Linked DNA regions of Homo sapiens: region 1 is linked to region 2. Evidence: read pairs that join two places in POLR2A ChIA-PET (ENCODE). Cell type or tissue: Panc1. All regions are shown on one strand. Links, peaks and the distances in the headings refer to the core of each region. The heading gives the core; the rest is flanking DNA.

What was found. Peaks named below come from ENCODE experiments on the same cell type or tissue, not always from the same donor. Only the 100,000 strongest peaks of a DNase experiment are listed, where the experiment ranks them.
Region 1: POLR2A ChIA-PET joins it to region 2 with 10 read pairs; 8 of 35 experiments call an interaction of 5 or more read pairs at or near these places.

What each region holds. Positions count from the first base shown.
Region 1 is chr16:24,978,807-24,995,649 of GRCh38, reverse strand. ARHGAP17 (Rho GTPase activating protein 17) reads left to right here. Exons shown (of 20, transcript NM_001006634.3): 2 at 16,645-16,684. Among named protein-coding and RNA genes, the nearest start is that of ARHGAP17, 28 kb to the left of the region's middle. RefSeq lists an enhancer at 6,599-7,202. In Panc1, for the core only: no CTCF peak of the experiment used is centred there; DNase peaks (open chromatin) are centred at 7,753, 8,520 and 8,744; H3K4me3 peaks cover 2,500 bases; H3K27ac peaks cover 2,500 bases.
Region 2 is chr16:25,115,505-25,118,004 of GRCh38, reverse strand. All of the region lies in intron 1 of LCMT1 (leucine carboxyl methyltransferase 1), which reads right to left. Among named protein-coding and RNA genes, the nearest start is that of LCMT1, 5.0 kb to the right of the region's middle. In Panc1, for the core only: no CTCF peak of the experiment used is centred there; no DNase peak of the experiment used is centred there.

The sequences.
Region 1 (16,843 bases), core at 6,301-8,800, 130 kb after region 2:
TGCCCACCCTGGTGGTGGATTGCCGCTGGCTCCTACTCAGTACAAGGCCCAGATACTGAAAACTTTCATTTAGTCACTTATGTATTCAGCAAATAAGTTTGCTCACAATCTTCAGCAGATCCCGTGTACCTGAGCTTAAATGGGGTGGGGTTCTCCCCCAGCCATGTCACCTGCCTCTGCTCCTCCCTGCTCTCTCTTCCCTCTCTTCTCCCTGACCTGGGTGCTCTTGTACTATCCAGCCTCTGGGTTTCCAACTCATCCAGTAGGTCTCAGAAGCCATCACCAGTTTCAGGATATCTTTCTGATATCCCAGGTCTGCATTCAGGCCCCTCCTGTCATGTCTGTAACCCGCAACAATTTAATGTGCTTCTCTGTGCCTAGGTTTCTAAATCTCTAAAATGGGTATGACATGGTTTGGCTGTGTCCCCACTCAAATCTCATCTTGAATTGTAGTTCCCATAATCCCCACGTGTCGTGGAAGGGATCCCATGGGAGGTAATTTAATTATCGGGCCATTACCCTTATGCTGTTCTAGTAATACTGAGTGAGTTCTCATGAGATCTCATGGTTTTATAAGTGACTTTTCCCCCTTTTGCTCGGCATTTCTCCTTGCTGATGCCATTTGAAGAAGGACGTGTTTGCTTCCCCTTCCACCATGATTGTAAGTTTCCTGAGGCCTCCCCAGCCCTGCGGAACTGAGTCAATTAAATCTCTTTCCTTTGTAAATTACAGAGACGTGGGTATGTCTTTATTAGCAATGTGAGAACAGACTAATACAGGTTATAATAGTGGTATCAGTCTCATGGTTGTCTTGAGGATTAGGTGGGTTAATACAAGTAAAGTGTGTATTAGGTGGTTAAGAACAGGGTCCCTGAAGTAATATTGCCGAGATTCAGAGCCTAGGTGGGAAACCCTGGGCAATCGCTTAAGTTCCCTGGGTGCATCAGTTTCTTCCTCTGTAACACGGGGGTAATAATACTTATCCCGTAGAGTTCAGTTCTTGCAAAGCACCTGGAACAGTGCTGAGCATGTGATATGAGCTCAATAAATGTGGGCTGTGGTGATAGTGACAACTCCCAGGGACCCTGCACTTCCCTGTTGGAACCGTCCTTGCACTGGAGTATAATGGCTTATTTTCCTTGATAGTCCTTGAGCTCTGGCAGAGCAGGGGCCCTATCTTACTCATGATGGCTCATGGAAGGGAACCCGAAAATATTTGTTCAGTGACTAACCAAATGAAAAGTTAGTGCAAAGTATGCATGACACCAGCCTGTGGTTGAATTTGTTGATGGGCTGTGTAGCTCCACTCAGTTAAGGCTTACTTATCCTGAATAGCTTTTTTGACAAAACACCTCATTAAAAAGCAATCAGATTTCTGTTTTAAGGTATTTACAGTGTCCTTTCATCCATCAGGCACTCCTTTCTTTGACCTTAGAAAAGGGCAAGTGGAGATTTAGGGTGTTCCCCACCCAGAATCTACCATCATCCCTCAAAAACTGCCTCGCCCTGACTTTCCAGGTGACTATTTTTTCTTCATTTTGTGCACCACGCTAAGCATGGAACTTCCTGGGCCACATCTGTGACGTGTGTTTATTGTAGAATTCCAGAGGAGCCACCATTATTCAGATTTTCAGCACTAGATGCCTGTTTAAACCGTGCAACATTTGTCATTTTTGGAGTTACAGTCCTACGTTTGCAAAGCCCAGTTTGGAAGGTTTCAAAATGTTCCCTCCTTTGCTATTTTGTTCTAGTCTCTTAAAAGTCCTGTGAGAATGTTGATGCAAATATAAATAAAGTAAGGGGCAGAAAGGTTAAGGGATGTATTTTTAGATGCTATGGTTAGTTTGTGGCGGAGTTAGGGTCAGAACATAGCTTGCAAATTTAAGAGAAATTTAACTTTGGTCCATGGCCTCGAAGGTACTCTTTCTGAAGGTTCAAAGACTGGTTCACATTGTGTAATTCACTTAATGGGTGTCTGCCTGCACACCCACGAAACAGGGATAATAAAAATTGCCCTGTATGGGTACATGTTTTTGCCCGTTACTTTTTTTTTTTTTTTTTGAGACAGAGTCTCACTCTATTGCCCATGCTGGAGTGCAGTGGTGCAATCTCAGCTCACTGCAACCTTCGCCTCCTGGGTTCAAGTGATTCTCCTCCCTCAGCCTCCTGAGTAGCTGAGATTACAGGTGCCTACCACCATGCCCAGCTAATTTTTTTTTGTATTTTAGTAGAAATGGGGTTTCACCATGTTGGTCAGGCTGGTTTTGAACACCTGACCTTAGGTGATCCGCCCACCTCGGCCTCCCAAAGTGCTGGGATTACAGGCGTGAGCCACCATGCCCGGCTGCCCATTACTTTTAATGGGAAAAGCCACAATTACTTTTGCACCAACCTATTATAATGAAATAATATAGGTAAAAGTGCTTTCATAACAGAAAATAATGTATAAATGCAAAATATTACTATTAATTTTTTTTTAAATTTTAGTATTGGAAATTTGGTGTTAAGAAACTCTTTTGGCTGGGCACAGTGGCTCATGCCTACAATGCCAGCACGTTAAGATTTTAGACCTTGTCTCCAAAAAAAGGATTTTAACTGAGGCAGGAGGATCACTTGCGGCGAGGAGTTTGAAACCAGTGTGGACAACATAGCGAGAACCTGTCTGTACAAAAAAATACAAAAATTAGATGAGTGTGGTGGTGTATGCCTGTAGTCTCAGCTACTTGGGAGGCTGAGACAGGAGGATTGCTGAGCCCAGGAGTTGGAGGCTAAAATAAGTTACGATCGCACCATTGCTTTCCACAGTCTGGGTGACAGACCCCATCTCTAAAAAATAAATAAACGGTAACAGAAACTTTTTTGATTACATGTTATGATCCACCAATTCCAGTTTCTATGTTTGATTACTTTCTTGAACAGGAGTACTGTATTTATGAATTTTTCTTGTACTTTTTTCAAGTTGGTAGTTTATAGTCAGATTCTACTGTACTCTTTCTGTTAAAATAGCTATGTGTTGGGCCAGGCACGGTGGCTCACGCCTGTAATCCCAACACTTTGGGAGGCCGAGGTGGGCGGATCATGAGGTCAGGAGATCGAGACCATCCTGGCCAACATGGTGAAACCCCATCTCTACTAAAAATACAAAAATTAGCCGGTCATGGTGGCGTGCGCCTGTAGTCCCAGCTACTCGGGAGGCTGAGGCACAAGAATCTCTTGAACCTGGGAGGTGGAGGTTGCAGTGAGTCAAGATTGTGCCACTGCACTCCAGCCTGGTGACAGAGCAAGACTCTGTCTCCAAAAAAAAGAAAAAGAAAAAGAAAAAATAGCTATGTGTCATTGGCCAGGATGACTATTTGGGCTCTGGGTCTGTGTTCTTGTCTCTCGTCTAGATATCCACAGAGGGCTCCAGGAGTTCCTACTTCCATCCTGCTATTCTACTTTTCATTCTGAAACTCAAACCTGTTGCCATTCCATTACTGAAAAACCATCAGTGGCTCCCTGTTGCCCCCGAGTTCCATGGCAGGCAAAGCCTTTCTCTGCAGCCACATCTCCACCTCCTGTTCTGTACCCTACTATGTACACACTCCTCCCCAAACCTTTTCTCCCCATGCCTGACTTATCTGAGGTCCACTTGGACTGTTTCCCTGCTTTCCTGGCCACACAGTTAATCACTCTTCTATCTGTGCCCCCAAAGTGTTTTCATTAAGGATGAGACCTTTTTTTCTCATGAGCTCCTCAAGGGTGGGGACTGTATCATTTCTGTCTCCTTTTTTCTTTCTCAGTTCCTGACATTTAGTGGGAACTCCGTAAATACCGTCTGAATGAACAAATATCTAAAATCTGAGGCTCTTGAAGTAAGTCCATCCTCGGATGGATGGTTTATACTTGGAGACTTGCTTTTGCTTCTCTGTGAATGCATGCTCAGCTGAGATCTGCTGGTGCAGGTGTTTCTATAGCTTCCTTAGCAGTGGTGGGAAGCCCAGCAGCTTAAGATGTTAGCTTCTGATGCAGGGTTTACTAACTCTCCACGTACTCTGTCCCTGAGTTTCTGTTTATTGTTTGCCTGTGATTCTCTTTGGTGCCATCCCACACGGTGTTGTCACAACCAACCCTTTGTTTTAATTGAACGTCCTGCGCTACTCCTGCTCTAACTCTGACTAGCTTTTTGTTTTTGTGTGGTCCAGGCTCGACTGTGACTTCTTCCAGAGAGAAGCTAGAACAGCTTGATAAATTTGGAAAGGTCATTCTTAGATAAGACTTGGGATTTATCTGAAGGTTGTTATTATTTGTTGTAATTCTCAGAACAGCTAACACTCCATGAACCCTCACTAGGTGCCACGAAACACGTTAAATGAAGTACATGAGATGGTGTTCCTAAACAACCACTATGGTGGTGGTATCATTATTATAATTTTATGGTTATAATTATTCCTATTTCACAGTGGAGGAAATGTTTCTTAGTAAGGTGCACATGTGAACGTCTAGCCTTGGGTTTCAAAGTCTGGTATGTTTGACTCCAGAGCCCTAACTCTTAGTTCTGACTGTATCCTACATTCTTATCCTTTGCTGAGAGTGAAACTTAGAATTGGGTATCACTCTGTTTTTTACAACTGAGTTTACTCTGTCTGTGAAGGCCGCAGCGTAAAGCCAGTTGTGAATCATGCACATCAGCTCCTTCTGAAATGTGTTTATGGCCTAGGACACAGGGACCCTGGAGACTATGGTGCTGCAGTGCATTATGGCTGCTACCCTTCTAGTCTGTCCTGCTGCTCGTTCTGCCACCTGCCAGCTGTTGCTACCTGAACCTTCTCCTTGCAGCAGTTCTCAGTGTTCTCTTTGCTTGGGAATTGCCTGGGGAGCTAAAAAAAAAAAAAAAAAGCCAAGCCCCACCTCCAGAGGTTCTAATTCATTTGTTTTAGGTTGGGGTCCAGGCATCAGTATTATTATTTTTGACAACCTTATGAGGGGTGTGTGTGTATTTGTGTTTTTGTGGGGGACATGGTCTCACTCTGTTGCCCAGGCTGGAGTGCAGTGGTGTGATCTTGGCTCACTGCAGTCTCCACTTCCCAGGCTCAAATGACCCTCCTACCTAAGCTTCCTAAGTAGCTGGACTACAAGTGCTCACCACCATGCCCAGCTAATTGTTTTAATTTTTTTTTTTTTTGAGACAAGATCTTGCTTTGATGCCCAGACTGGAGTGCAGTGGCACGATCGTGGCTCACTGAAGTCTTGACCTCCTGGGCTCAAACAATCCTCCCACTTCAACCTTCTGAGTAGCTGGGACTACAGGTGTGCACCACCATGCCTGGCTAAGTTTTTTATTTTTTGTATAGATGGAGGTGTCCCTGTCTTGCCCAGGCTGGTCTTGAACTCCTGGACTCAGGTGATTCTCCCACTTTGGCCTCCCAGAGTGCCGGGATTACAGGCATGAGCCACTGTGCCCAACCTATGAGATATATTTTATAGATCATAAAATTTACCCATTTTCCCCTTTTATCTTTAGTTGGCTGCAATGTTTGTACATATTTATGGGATATAGAGTGATATTCTGATATGTTTACAATGTGTAATGATCAAATCAGCATAATTATCGTATCCATCACCTTGAACGTTTGTGCCTGTATTGTGAACATTCAAAATCCTCTTCTAGATTTTTGAAAATACACACTAAGTTATTGTTAGTCATATTCACCCTACAGTGCTATAGAATACTAGAACTTATTCCTCCCATCTAGCTATAATTATTTATCCCTATCCATTAACCTCTCCCTATCTCTCCTCCACCCTATGCTTCCCAGCCTCTAATAACCACAATTCTACTCTCTACTTTTATGACGTTATTTTTTTTGGCTCCCACATATGAATGAGAACATGTGGTATATATCTTTCTGTGTCTGACATATTTCAAAAAATGTCTCATTTTAAGTGTAGAACTCAATGATTTGTAGTAAATTTACAGAGTTGTGTAACCATCACCACAACCCAATTGTAGAACATTTTTGTCACCCCAAATGAGAGCCTTCATACTTCTTTACAGTTAATCCCCATTCCCCCCACCCCCAAAGCCAACCACTCATCTACTTTCTGCCTCTATAGATTCCCGTTTTCTGGCCATTTCATATAAGTGGCATCACCTGTATTATTTTCAGAGCCTCCAGGACTGTCATGTGTAGCTCTGGTTAAGAACCACTGTTACCTCCTAGATCTTTTTCCACTAGTTTTTATTTTTACTATTTTTCTGAGTGGCTCAGAAAACTCAATAGGCCCCTGCCAGGGCTGTCTCTTAGATAATCTGTGAGCTAAATGAGTCCTTGTAAGTTGGACTGAGAACTTAACATTTACAACCTGTTTTTATGGGGATGAGCTTGTCAAAGTCCAAATGTGCTGACCTAGTTTGGAAGGGAGCCTGCACAACCTGTCTTCAGACGCTGTGCACCTCCCCAGCAGCCATCAGTCACAGCACTGAGTCAGAGCCCAGGTGTGGAGGGAGCCCCTGACATTGTGTGGCCTGGCCTTGGGCACTTTTGCTTTAGACTTTTTGTGTGGCTTTTCAGCTCCTCCTAGCCTCTGGCTGCCTCACCAGAGCAGTAAACTGGACTCCTCCTGAGCTCCTTTCCCTTAGGCAGTAGCTCTATGTGGATGTACTGTCTGCATTGCAATATTTTGCAAAATATTTCTCACATATTTTTGCCTGCTTAAATGAGTTTTAAAATCTCAAACTCAGCTGCCTCCAGGTCCAAGCAGGTACCATGAGTGACTGGAGCAGGCTGGGGAATAAGGCACTTGGAATGCCTGAGAGGCCGTTGAGGTGGTTGGTGGCAGAAGGGAGATTTCTTTCAGATTTTGCTATAAGCAAGAATCGGTGGTGGAGCTTTGAGACAGGCCACGTGGTTAGAGCAGGGATAGCAAATAGATTCCATTTCATGTGCCAGAGGGGAAAAAGCCAACTGACCGAACAAAACGCTGCGTGGGTAAGCTTACATGTGCAGGAAAACGATAAACCTCAATTCAATTTAGGGTAAAATGTAACTGTTCATCTTAGTCACTGGAATTCAAATAATATTATCAAGATTAAGTTAAGATTGAGAAGGCTTTTATTGTCATTTAAAGTAAAAATTAAATGTTATAACCCTGTCCTAGAGAAGCTGTAAATACATGGGCAAAATACCATCATTTGGGGAAATAATGCAGAGTATAGAACTATTAGATCTATTTTTCCCACGTCATTGCCAAAATATTTTCTGTTGAATCATTTCCCCCCGTTAAGTATCCTTTTTCTTTTCAGTGTTAGGCATGGGAACAATTTTTTCCCAATAACATCCCTTTAGAGTTCTGTAAACTCTCTTACGGCTTTTAAACTGCTTTGTGGCAGGTATAACAAATTGCTTCATTTTTAAAGTTTCAGAGAGTCGTTTATTTTAAAAATCCAATTAAGTAGATTTTAGATTCCTTCCCAGAAATCTAAGACGACAGCTAATCTAATGAGATAAAACAGTAAAAACTCATTCAGTAGTCCTCCAGCTCACTATGAAATCAAACTATTGCATCCAAACTGGGCTCAGAGGCTCAGGTGGATTTTGTAAACACTTGTAACGGGAGGTGACAGTGTTGCACAAAATCAGATTCCCAGCAGAATGAAATCCACTGCCTAGCCCTGGGTGGGCTCTGTAATTTCACTGTGAATACAAATCATGTTGCATGCAGTAATGTTTATGTTGTTACCCTACATACAATATTCAGATCCTTGGTAGATTAGTCACAGTCTGTCTTATTTCTCAAAAATGCGTCAGATATTTCCTGGTAACTAGCATTGAAAATGAGCTCATTAAAAATTCTCTCCATGCTTCATTTTTTCATTTTAATTGACGTATCAGTCAGTGTGCAAGTGTAAAAGCCAGCAGAACAGTGATCTCTCATGTGAAATTGTAAACCAAAAACCAACAGCCCTGTGAGCCCAGAGGCAGTGGGAGCCATTGATGTTTGATGCTAGTGTTGGCGCCTCGGCCACATATTTGCCATCCTTGGGTTGGGGGTGCTCTTGGTGGTAGAAAGATGAGCCCCTGCTCTCAAGGCCCCAGAATGGCTGAAAGGATTGAAAAGGAGCAATTTGGCAAAAGTCTTGAAAAGCCAGCGTCTCTCAACCTCTGAAATGCAAGTTGGGAAAACGTAGAAATCCCCCTTCTGAGTAAGAAGAATTTGGATTTGGGAAGTGATTAAAAAGGATTGAAGTTTCATGGGAAAATGGACTTCACTTGTACATAGATCAGGGGTCAGCAAACTCTGGTCTGTGGGCTAAATGCGGCTGCTGCAGGCTCAGAATGGTTTTGGCATTTTTAAATACTTGAAAACATTAAAAGAGGAACAGTAGTTCATGACGTACGATAATTAGGCAAAATTCACATTTCAGTGTCCATAAATAAAGGTTTATTGGGGCACAGCCAGGTCCGTTCATTTATACAATGTCTGTGGCAGCTTTTGTGCTGCAGTGGCAAGCTGAGTCATTACATAGAGACAGTATGGTCTGCAAGCCTGAAATGTTTATTGTTGCTGAACTCTTGGGTAGAGAACTGTGTTTATTTAGGTCTTGTCCCGAAATATGTTTATCAGTAGAGACCAGAAAGCAAACAGTGATTAAAATACTTCAGTGTTTTTGAGGAGGTGAGTGGATGGAGGTGCGTAGGTGCAGGAGGGACATAACTTCTGATTTCTTCCTGTCACCAGTGTCACCAGCACTGGGCTGTGCCTCCGCATTTGGACTGAATTATCAGAGGCAGCCACCCCTGTTCATTTTGGCAGCTGCTGCTTGCCTATGAGGCAGAATGTCGAGGAAGAGAAAATACACCTCCAGCCCAGCCTCACCCATCCTCAAAGTGATTCTAAAAAGTTAGCTATCAAGGTTTGCACCACATCCTGCAAGAGTTACTAATAGAGACCTGGGGTTGGCCAGCATTTTCTGTAAATGGCTGGATAACAAATATTTTGAGCTCTGCAGGTCATACGGTGATGTCTTTCGCAACAACTCAGTTCTGCTGTTGAAGCTCAAAAGCAGCCATAGATAGCACACAAATGCATGAGCCTGGCTGTGTTCCAGTGAAACTTCTGTAATACACTGAAATGTGAATTTCATAAAATTTTCATGTGTTACCAAATATTATTATTTTGTTTTTTTCCAATCATTTTAAAATAACCATTCTTCTGAGCTTTCTGAACATAAAAAATGGGCGGTGAGCTAGATTGAGCCTGCGGGTATAGTTTGCTGACCCCTGGTTTAGATAAACTAAGTGTAGGCCTTGCTAGTCAGGCCCTCTGGGTTTGAATCCCACAATCCCACTTATTAGTGCTGGGGTCCTAGGCAAGTTACCTTTCAAGACCTCACTTTCCTTATAGGTAAAATGGGGGAAATAGTGGTTCCTACCCAATAGGGTTGATGTGAGAATTAGAGTAGATGTAAGTGCCAGCCCAGTGTCTGGGGCATAGAAAGCACCCAGCAAATATGGCTGCTACTGTTGGCTATTATGAAGGCTCAAGTAGATCCCTACAGCCTTGGAGGAACCGTTTGTGATGTGGAGGTTTGACGGTCTTCAACTGTCTTCAGTCCACAGTTCAATTAGATTGAATATGAGGCTGGAGGGTTTGGTGGTGCTGCCTTGCTTTCGTGCAGTTAAGTAGAACATGGTATATCCACAGAATAGGTTAATGTACAGGCATAAAAAGGGAGGTGGTGGAGTTGTACATCTGTATTCTGACGTGTAAAAATGCCCCTCGTGTCTCTATCTACCTGTGTGCATCTGTGTGTGTGTGTATGGGTGTGCATGTATGTGTGTGTACGTATGTGTGTGTATGTGTGTCCTTTGAAATCAGCACTTCTCAGCCTTGGCACTGTTGACATTTGGACCTGAAGTAGGCAGAATAATGCTCTGCCCTCCCGAAACATGTCCAGATCCCCATCTCCAGAATCTCTGAATGTCTTAGATTACATGGCAGAGGGGGACTAAGTTTGGAGATGGGATTAAAATTTCTAATCAGTGGAAAGGGAGATTAGCCTGGACTAGCCAGGTGGGCCCAGTGTAATCACAGAGGTCCTTAGCAGTGGAAGAGGGAGGTCGCAGAGTCAGAGGAAGAGGTGACTGTGGCAGAGAGGCCCAGAGTGAACCATACTGGCTTTGACAGTGCAGGAGGAGGCCAAGGAATGCGGTAGACTCAAGAAGCTGGAAAGGGCGAGGAAGCAGATGCTCCCCTTGCATGTCCAGGAAGGCATTCAGCCCTGCTGCCACCTTGATCGTAGTCCAGGGAGACCTGGTTGGAAGTGCTGAACTCAAGAAGTGTGATATAATATACTTGTGTTGTTCAAGCCACTGAGTTTGTGGTGATTTGTTACAGCAGCAATAGGAAACAAATCCAGGGCTGGATCATTCCTTGTTCATAATTCTTTATATTATTTAGTGTGTGTGTGTGTGTGTGGGGTTGCATTTAGGATAGTCAGTAGCATCCTGGCCTCTAGCCTACAGAGACCAGTAGCATCTCCCATCATGACAACCACAAATGTCCCCAGACATTGCCAAATGTCCTCTGGGGACACAGTTGCCTCCAGTTGAGAAGCACTAGTTTAAATTTAGAAAACAAATTGGGAAGGATATATAACAAATTCGTAACAGTACCCTTTGGGATATGGGATTGGAGGAATGGCTTTCACTCCTCTTTTAACATAAAATTTTTAAAACTGGATTTTGCCTCCCCCTACAGACATTTTTTTTTTATTTTCAACTGTGGTTTTTTTTCCCATTTTATAAAAAGATTAACCTTGAAAGGTAATATCACATTTCAATTTTAGTCATTATGGATTTTACTGTGGAAGGCAGTTCTATACACCTATGGCTGCTTTTCAACCTAGTTTTATTGGATTTTGTTTGACATTGTGAATGTCCTTTTTCCCAAAGATGTGATAGACATCCATTCATTCATTCAGTGTGTATTTCTTTTTTTTTTTTGAGACGGAGTCTTGCTCTGTCGCCCAGGCTGGAGTGCAGTGGCGCAATTTCAATCTCAGCTCACTGCAAACTCCGCCTCCCGGGATCACACCATTCTCCTGCCTCAGCCTCCCGAGTAGCTGGGACTACAGGTGCCTGCCACTGCCTGGCTAATTTTTTTTTTGTATTTTTAGTAGAGACGGGGTTTCACCGTGGTCTCGATCTCCTGACCTCGTGATCCGCCTGCCTTGGCTTCCCAAACTGCTGGGATTACAGGCGTGAGCCACTGCGCCCGGCCTCAGTATGTATTTAAGTGGCAGGAAGGTGCTGAGCTTGCCGCTGGGGAGGAGTGATGACTTTAGAGCTCTCTCTCTGCCCTCATGGAACCTGCTGTCTAGCAGGGAGGAGGACGGTAGTGCTCATTGTTTGGAAGACCACAGCCTGCATTGATCGCGGGGACTTGAGCATTCGTGTCCATGGTTTGGGAGTCCCTGGCTCCCATAGTACATGTTTTATGAAGGAAACTACCAGAAATCCATGATTAGAGATGGAAAATATCAGACCAATTGGAAATTTTCCTTTGACTCTCACCTGGTCTGAGCATCTTCTGTCTTTTTGGTACAGTGAACTACTCCAGATTGAAAACATTTCTGTTTTCTCCTTGCCTGGCAAGTGAGCTCAGTGAAACATCCTATTAGCCACACTGCAGGGTTGGACATTGCCACACCAGGTCAAGGGAAAGTGGCACTATGAAGGCCTGGGCAGCACTGCTGCTTTGAGAATTACGAGGAGAAAATCTGTGCTTTACCAAAAAGTAAATTAAAGATCCTGCCTGGTATCAGCCTTGCTTGAGTGACTAGTAAAATTGCAGAATAGCTTCATAGGAAAAAACAAACCCCAGAGTAAAATGGCGAGTGGGAAGTTCCTTCCTGATTCGTATTGTTTTTCCAGTTGCAGACAGGAAACATTCAAGTGTGTTTTCAAGCCCAGAACGTTGGACACAAAGAAGGCTCTGACAAAGCAGAAAAAACCCATATACAAAAAGTTTAGGAACATGGAGCAAAATGTCTGATTCAAAACAATCTAGGCTGGGCGCAGTGGCTCACGCCTAGCACTTTGGGAGTTGGAGGCGGGAGGATGGCTTGAGCTCAGGAGTTTGAGACCAGCCTGGGCAATGTAGTGAGAATCCATCTCTATAAAAAAAATTTTAAAAATTACCTGGGCATGATGGTGCGCATCTCTCGTCCCAGCTACTTGGAAGGCTGAGGTGGGAGGATAGCTTGAACCTAGGAGTTCAAGGCTGCTGTGAGCTGTGATCAGGCCACTGCACTCAGCATGGGAGGTAGAGCAAAACCTTGTCTTAAAAAAAAAAAAATCTGGCCGCGTACGGTGGCTCATGCCTATAATCCCAGCACTCTGGGAGACCAAGGCAGCCAGATCGCTTGAGCTCAGGAATTTGAGACCAGCCTGGCCAACATGGTGAAACCCTGTCTCTACTAAAAATAGAAAAATTAGCTGAGCGTGGTGGTGTATGCCTGTAGTCTCAGCTACCTGGTAGGCTGAGGTGGGAGTATCACTAGAGCCCAAGAAGCAGAGATTGCAGTGATCTGAGATTGTGGCACTGCACTCCAGCCTGGGTGACAGAACGAGACCCTGTCTCAAAAAAAAAAAAAAAAAAAAAAAAAATATATATATATATATATATATATATATATATGATTTATCAAGTATTATTTTTTATGATTGGATCACTTTGTCTACTGTTTTTTTTTTGTCTATAGATGTCTTGACGAATTCAGTCTCTTGCCCCCTGCCTTGCTTTAATAAATTACAAAAACTCAACCAAAGATAACACTTCTCAGAAAAAACCAGCACATTTCTGTGGCCTACGTACATGGCCTATTGAATGGCCTATTGAATGGGCACCTTGGCCGATAGTGGAATAATTGCTGGACTTTCCATATCTCTGGTAAAGGTGAACACTGCAAAACAGTTCACGATAGGAAGCACCAAGGCTTGGACCAGTCACAGTGATGAGGGAGATCAGGTCATTTGGACCACATTATTGGAATAGATGGAGACAGTACCAAGGCCTGAAAATTAAGATGGAGAGTCCACAGGCCAGCAAAGAATCTTTGTGTGAGGGAGCCATTCCAGTTTGTGTATTATACTCCATAGTCATGATTTGTCACTTAAAAGTAATTCTTCCCAATTATAGATCACTTTTAATCTCTAGTTGGGTTTGGATTTTTTTCTACACATTTTTTTTTTGTTTTTTTGAGACAGAGTCTTGCTCTGTTGCCTAGTCTGGAGTGCAGTGGCACGATCTTGGCTCACTGCAACCTCCGCCTCCCAGGTTCAAGCAATTCTCGTGCCTCAACCTCCCAGGTAGCTGGGACTACAGGTGTGTGGCACCACATCTGGCTAATTTTTGTATTTTTAGTAGAGATGAGGTTTTGCCATGTTGACCAGGCTGGTCTTGAACTTCTGACCTCAAGTGATCCACCCACCTTGGCTTCCCAAAGTGCTGGGATTATAGGCGTGAGCCACCACCCCCAACCTCTAAAATTGATTTAAAAAAAAAAAATCTAAGCCTGCAAATCTAAAATTGATTTTATTAATGTAATATATATATAGCCTCCACAAACACAGGAAACAAAGGGGAAATTTCTTTTTAAACAGTACATTAACATTTTCATATAATATATTCAATATAGTTTTCAGCCTCCAGACCTTTTCATGTAAAGTACCTCTAAAGCAGAGGGTCCAGTTAATTTGAAAAAAATGGCTGGAAATACACTGATTTTCTTTACATTTTAGATACTCTGAGGTATGTTTTCTGTTGTGCATTTGTAGAGCTTGACATTGGACCAATTCTTTAAGTTAGGCACACTTCACCCCTGGCCATATCAATCAAGCATGCTACTTAAAAGTGTAAGTAACATGCTATTTTTAAAAAACCTCAAAACTGTGATTCATGTAGTTTAAAAAGTCAAATAATATAGTAAAAGACTTACCACAAAATACGGTGGGTTCACTCCCTACTCTCTGAGATTTCCCAACTCCAGAAGCAACTACTTTGAAATATTAACAGTTTATTGTGACATTTATTCATATTCATAATTATAAGTAATATGTGTAAACTATCGTTTGGGTTATCAAATTAGTTACTGTCTGTTGACTTTCTGTTCTGATAAATGAGGGTTTAGGGCCCTTTCCCTCTGCTTCTGCTCCCCCCATCCTTTCAATACAGTTATAATTTTTCATTGTATTACTATTTGATATTTATATTATGTCCAATCAATTATTTGCAGCTGAGCATACTAGTTACTATGACTATCTTTATGTTTCCAGTGGACTTTTTGTTTTTCCTGAAGTTAATACTTGCCTCGTTTTTATGTTTGCTTTATTTTCTTTGTGGCTGTTGCAGCACTGTGCTCATAACTGTTTAACAACTGCCAAGCTCCTATTTGAATTGTTTGCAGTTGTTTATGTTTTTGATTTCAAGTACCAGTGTGAGGTTACTGAGCAAGGAGTTGGGAGAAGATGCACATGGTTGGTTGGTCTGAGTTGGCTCTAGCATACCTCTGAGCTATTACTAACTTTCCCACATCTGCTTATAGCCCACATTGGGATTGTAGAGCAAGTTCTTCTCTTCTTCTGTTATTTTTTAAAAAATAATTTGCTCTGAAAAAGGACATATTTGTTCTGATTCTCAGGTTGAATCTCTTTTTTTGAACTTGTGAAAATTTTAATAGGCCTTGAGACTTCTCTGTGTATACTCGTACTTACAGAAGGAAGTCATTTTAGAGTTGAGGTGGATTCTGTGAGAGGTATACAGGGCCCTGTCCAGATTTGGGGGTTTTGGCTAGGGAAGAAAGGCAAAAGTTACCCATTCCCTGGTGGCATTTTGCTAAAGGAGGGATGAGGCATTGGCGAGAGGAATGGGGGCGTCTAATGGTGAAACTATGACGATCTCATGCCAGGTGTGTTCTTGCTAGGCTGACTGTCAGGTTTCTTTTTGAGTCTGGTTCTTTGACCTCATGGTCAGCTGGGGCCCTGCTTCCCTTCCCTAACTGGTATGACTACCTGTGTTTGGCTCTTCAGCAATGCCTGGCACCTTGCTTGCCAAGCAAGGTCTAGGGTAGCATATGTTGGCCTGTTGCTGGTGGAACCTTTTCATAGAGTTGAAAATTGGCTGCCTCTGGAAGCTGGGGCCTTGGCTTTGTCTCTAGGCCCTGATCCTCTGGCCCTGGGAAGTATTTGAGTCAGGTCAGCATTCCAGTTTCCTGCAGAAACTGGTGAGTGAGCCACCCTGTAGGCATCTCCAGGTTGACTGGGACAGTGCCATGATGACAAGTGTTAGAATCCCCCATGGCAATGCCCTGTTCTGGCTAACGTGCCATTGCCTTAAGTGTAGACTGGAGGAGCTGTGCGCTTCTTTCCCTTGCCCACAGTTGGCACTACTCTGAGCTTAGCAGCATTTCGAGGTCATTCTAGGGGTCTCATTTACTTTCTGGCCCAAGAGCTTTTCCTGCTCTTGCATTGGTTCCCGGCCAAGATCATACAATCCCTGTTCTGAATTTCCGGTTCATTGACAGCCTTCCCCTGACTCCCTTCACTGTTCAGAGCTGAAACATACTTTTTCTTTCTCTTTTAAAAATTTCCTTCACGCCAGGCGCGGTGGCTCACGCATGTAATCCCAGCACTTTGGGAGGCCAAGGTGGGCGGATTACTTGAGGTCAGGAGTTCGGGACCAGCCTGGCCAACATGGCAAAACCCTGTCTCTTCTAAAAATACAAAAATTAGCTGGGCGAAGTGGCACGTGCCTATAATTCCAGCTACTCGGGAGGCTAAGGCACGAGAATCGCTTGAATCCGGGAGGTGGAGGTTGCAGTGAGCTGAGATCACACCACTGCAGTCCAGTCTGGGCAACAGAATGAGACTCTGTCTCAAATAATAATAATAATAATAATAAAATAAAAATTATTATGGTCTGACAGTTGAGACTCCGCCAGCTCGGAATGCCCCCTTCTGATTGCTGGCCACCGTGTTGGTTTAATGGAAGGGTTGATGAAATTAGTAGTAGTTCAAAGCATAGCAGAGAAAGTTGTGGAAACACTTAGTTTCTTTTCAAAGTAAGGATGGAGAGGAAATTTGAAGGAGGAACTAATTGTTATTGTGTGTGGTGGTCTAGGCTTGCATCTTTGCATAACGTTTCTGGTTGTGAACTGAAGTTTAAGCTTCTGTAGAACAGTGTTTTCTCAAAGCCATGTCTCTAGACCTCCTGCAATGGAATTCTGAGCAAGGAGTGGCTGTTAAAAATGCAGGGTCTATTGAATTAGAATAGAATATCCAGAGGGACCTGGGAAATGGCATTTTATATCAGCACCTGCTGCCCTTGGTGATTCTGTGCCTGCTCAAATTTGAGAACCACTACTCAGGATCATTTGTTCTTGTTTTGGGCTGCTATTCCCCACAAAGTTTTGCTTAGTTATTTTTCTTTGGTTTTGCTTAAATTGCTCTCTGATGTAAAAATTGGTAAACTGCCCCTGCCAACCCTTCTAAATTTATTTCTGCCTGTTTTGCTTTAAACTCCAGGCTAATAATTATTAAATTTTAGGAGTTGCCTTTCATTTTTGGATTTCTAACTCTGAATTTTTAATTTTTCCCACAGAGCTGAGAAAACAGAAGTCCTTAGTGAAGATCTATTACAGGTAACAAAATATAGTCTCCTTTAAATGATCTGTTTAAAGGATGGAAAAAAATTCCTATGTGAGAATTGAGGCCTGTGGGCTTTTTTTTTTTTTTTTTTTAACCAGAAACAGAATAAAATTAATTAGTGTGATTTTGAGCAGGAAAGAAAACAGTTTTGT
Region 2 (2,500 bases), core at 1-2,500:
TTAAGGAAAGTTGATTCCTTTCCTTACTTAGCCAAATAATTCCCTCATCCCCTAAATACTTAGCAGATAAAAGTTAACAGGTCTGGGTGACTGCACAAGAGGGAAAATAAAGGGGCAGTTCCAAGATGATGTCAAATTTTTTTTTTTTTTTTTGAGACGGAGTCTCTCTCTGTCGCCCAGGCCGGAATGCAGTAGCACGATCCCAGTACTCTGCAACCTCTACTTCCCCAGTTCAAGCGATTCTCCCATCTCAGCCTCCCAATAGCTGAGATTACAGGCGCACACCACCACGCCCAGCTAATTTTTGTATTTTTAGTAGAGATGGGGTTTCACCATGTTGGCCAGGTTGGTCTCAAACTTCTGACCTCAGGTGATCCACCCATCTCGGCTCCGAAAGTGCTGGGATTACAGGTGTGAGCCACCGCACCAGGCCTTAACTTGTGAACTGAATAAACCATGGCACCATTCACTGAGTTTCAGGTTGGGAATGGCAGGGAGAACACGAGGAGCTGATATGAAGCAGTTTTGGAAATAGTGAACTGGAGGTAATACTGGGACATCCAAGTGGAGATGTCCAGCCGGCGGCCTATCAGGCTAGAGTGAGCAGATCATGAAAAGGTACAGTATATATGTCACACAACAAAGTGCAGATGTTTACCTTGCAGCTGATGGGGAATCAAAAGGTTTTTAGGTGAGTGACAGAATAAGATTTGCGATCCTGACAATCACCCTGGCCAGCAGGTAAGAGTGCACTGCAACAGATCAGGTGAGTCAGGAGAGCCAAGCAAGGGCTATGGTTGTGGAAAAGAGAGGAAGATGTCCCTTGTGTCACCAACCCTTCTCCCACACAGCTGCTAGGAATTTTTCTAAAACACAAACCAAGATCATATCAGTTCTGCACTCAAAATCCCTTAGGATAAAACCCATACTCCTTGGGACCTTCCACGATTCACTGCCTGAGCAGCTTTCTAAATTCTAACCTGCTACCCACTCCCTACTCTCTGTCAAGTTCACCTAATACACCACTCTACTCCAGTCTCCATGCCTCTGCTCCTGCTACTGTCTTCTGCCTGGCAAACCCCAGTTTCTGGTTTATCTCTTTTTTTTGTTTTCTGAGACAGGATCTCATTTTGTCACTCAGGCTGCAGTGCAGTGGCACAATCTCAGCTCACTGCAGCCTCGACCTCCTGGGCTCAAGTGATCTCCCACACCAGCCCCAAAGTAGATGGGACTACTGGCATGCACCGCGACACTGGTTAATTTTTTGTATTTTTTTTTTTTTTTTTTGTGGAGAGGAGGTTTCTCCATGTTGCCCAGGCTGGTCTTGAACTCCTGAGCTCAAGTGATCCGCTTGGCTTCTCCAAGTGCTAGGATTACCAGTTTATCTCTTTAACACCTCCTCCACTGTGGAAAAGAGAAGAGTGGCACTGACCTCCAGGACCTGGTCTGGTGCTGTGGGCCAGGCCCTAATGTTGTTGGAAGCTGGCTGGCACCCATAGGAAGGCCATGTTGTTCTCCTGTTGGACATAAACAATCGCGCAGACCACCCACACAAGGGCACTCTGCACCACTGATGACAGGAGATGAAACGAGACCACCTCATCATTTTGTCTAAGCAGAGAAAAAAGCAAGGTCACTGTGCCACCCACGGAATACCAGACATCTCTTTCTCCCAGCTGATAGAAGTGACTGTGGCTTCTTTACATGTTACAGCTTTAGCCTTACTCCAGCCAAATCTCCTTCTAGAAAAGACAGAGCTACTGGATAGAATTTTCCCACCTGCTTTCAGTACTCAACACAGAGAAAATCCCTTGACCCTCCCCCAAATCACCCAGCCAAAGCCCATATCCTAAAGGTCTAACACTCTCTTACTGATGTGCCCCACAGCTCCTCATAGTGTGAGTCTTCCCTCCTTGCAACAAGTAATAAACCCAGCTTGTTTAACTACAGGTGTGTTTCTGGTGGTCTTTATTGGAGGAATTCACAACTGTAAAAGTGAAAAAGGATGATTACATTTCTTGGGGGAAGGCTGGGCGTGGTGGCTCATGCCTGTAATCCCAGCACTTTGAGGGGCTGAGGCAGGTGGATCACCTGAGGTCAGGCATTCGAGACCAGCCTGACCAACATGGTGAAACCCCTTCTCTACTAAAAATACAAAAATTAGCCGGGTGTGGTGGCAGGCACCTGTAGTCCCAGCTACTCGGGAGGCTGAAGTGGGAGAATTGCTTGAACCCGGGAGGGAGAGGTTGCAGTGAACCAACATCGCGCCACTGCACTCCAGCCTGGGCAACAACAGCCAAACTCCCTCTCAAAACAAAACAAACAAAGTTTCTGGGGGAGGTTAAGGGAGTTTCATTCTAAGGGTTCCCATTTTCCATGTTGAGCAATAGCTGATATTATCTTGAGAATGAAAAAGGAGTGGGGTAAATCAGAAGTCTGAAGAAAGGGGAAAATGTCTGAATTAAGTATCCGGAGAAAGGGAGAGTGAGTTGATCTGAGA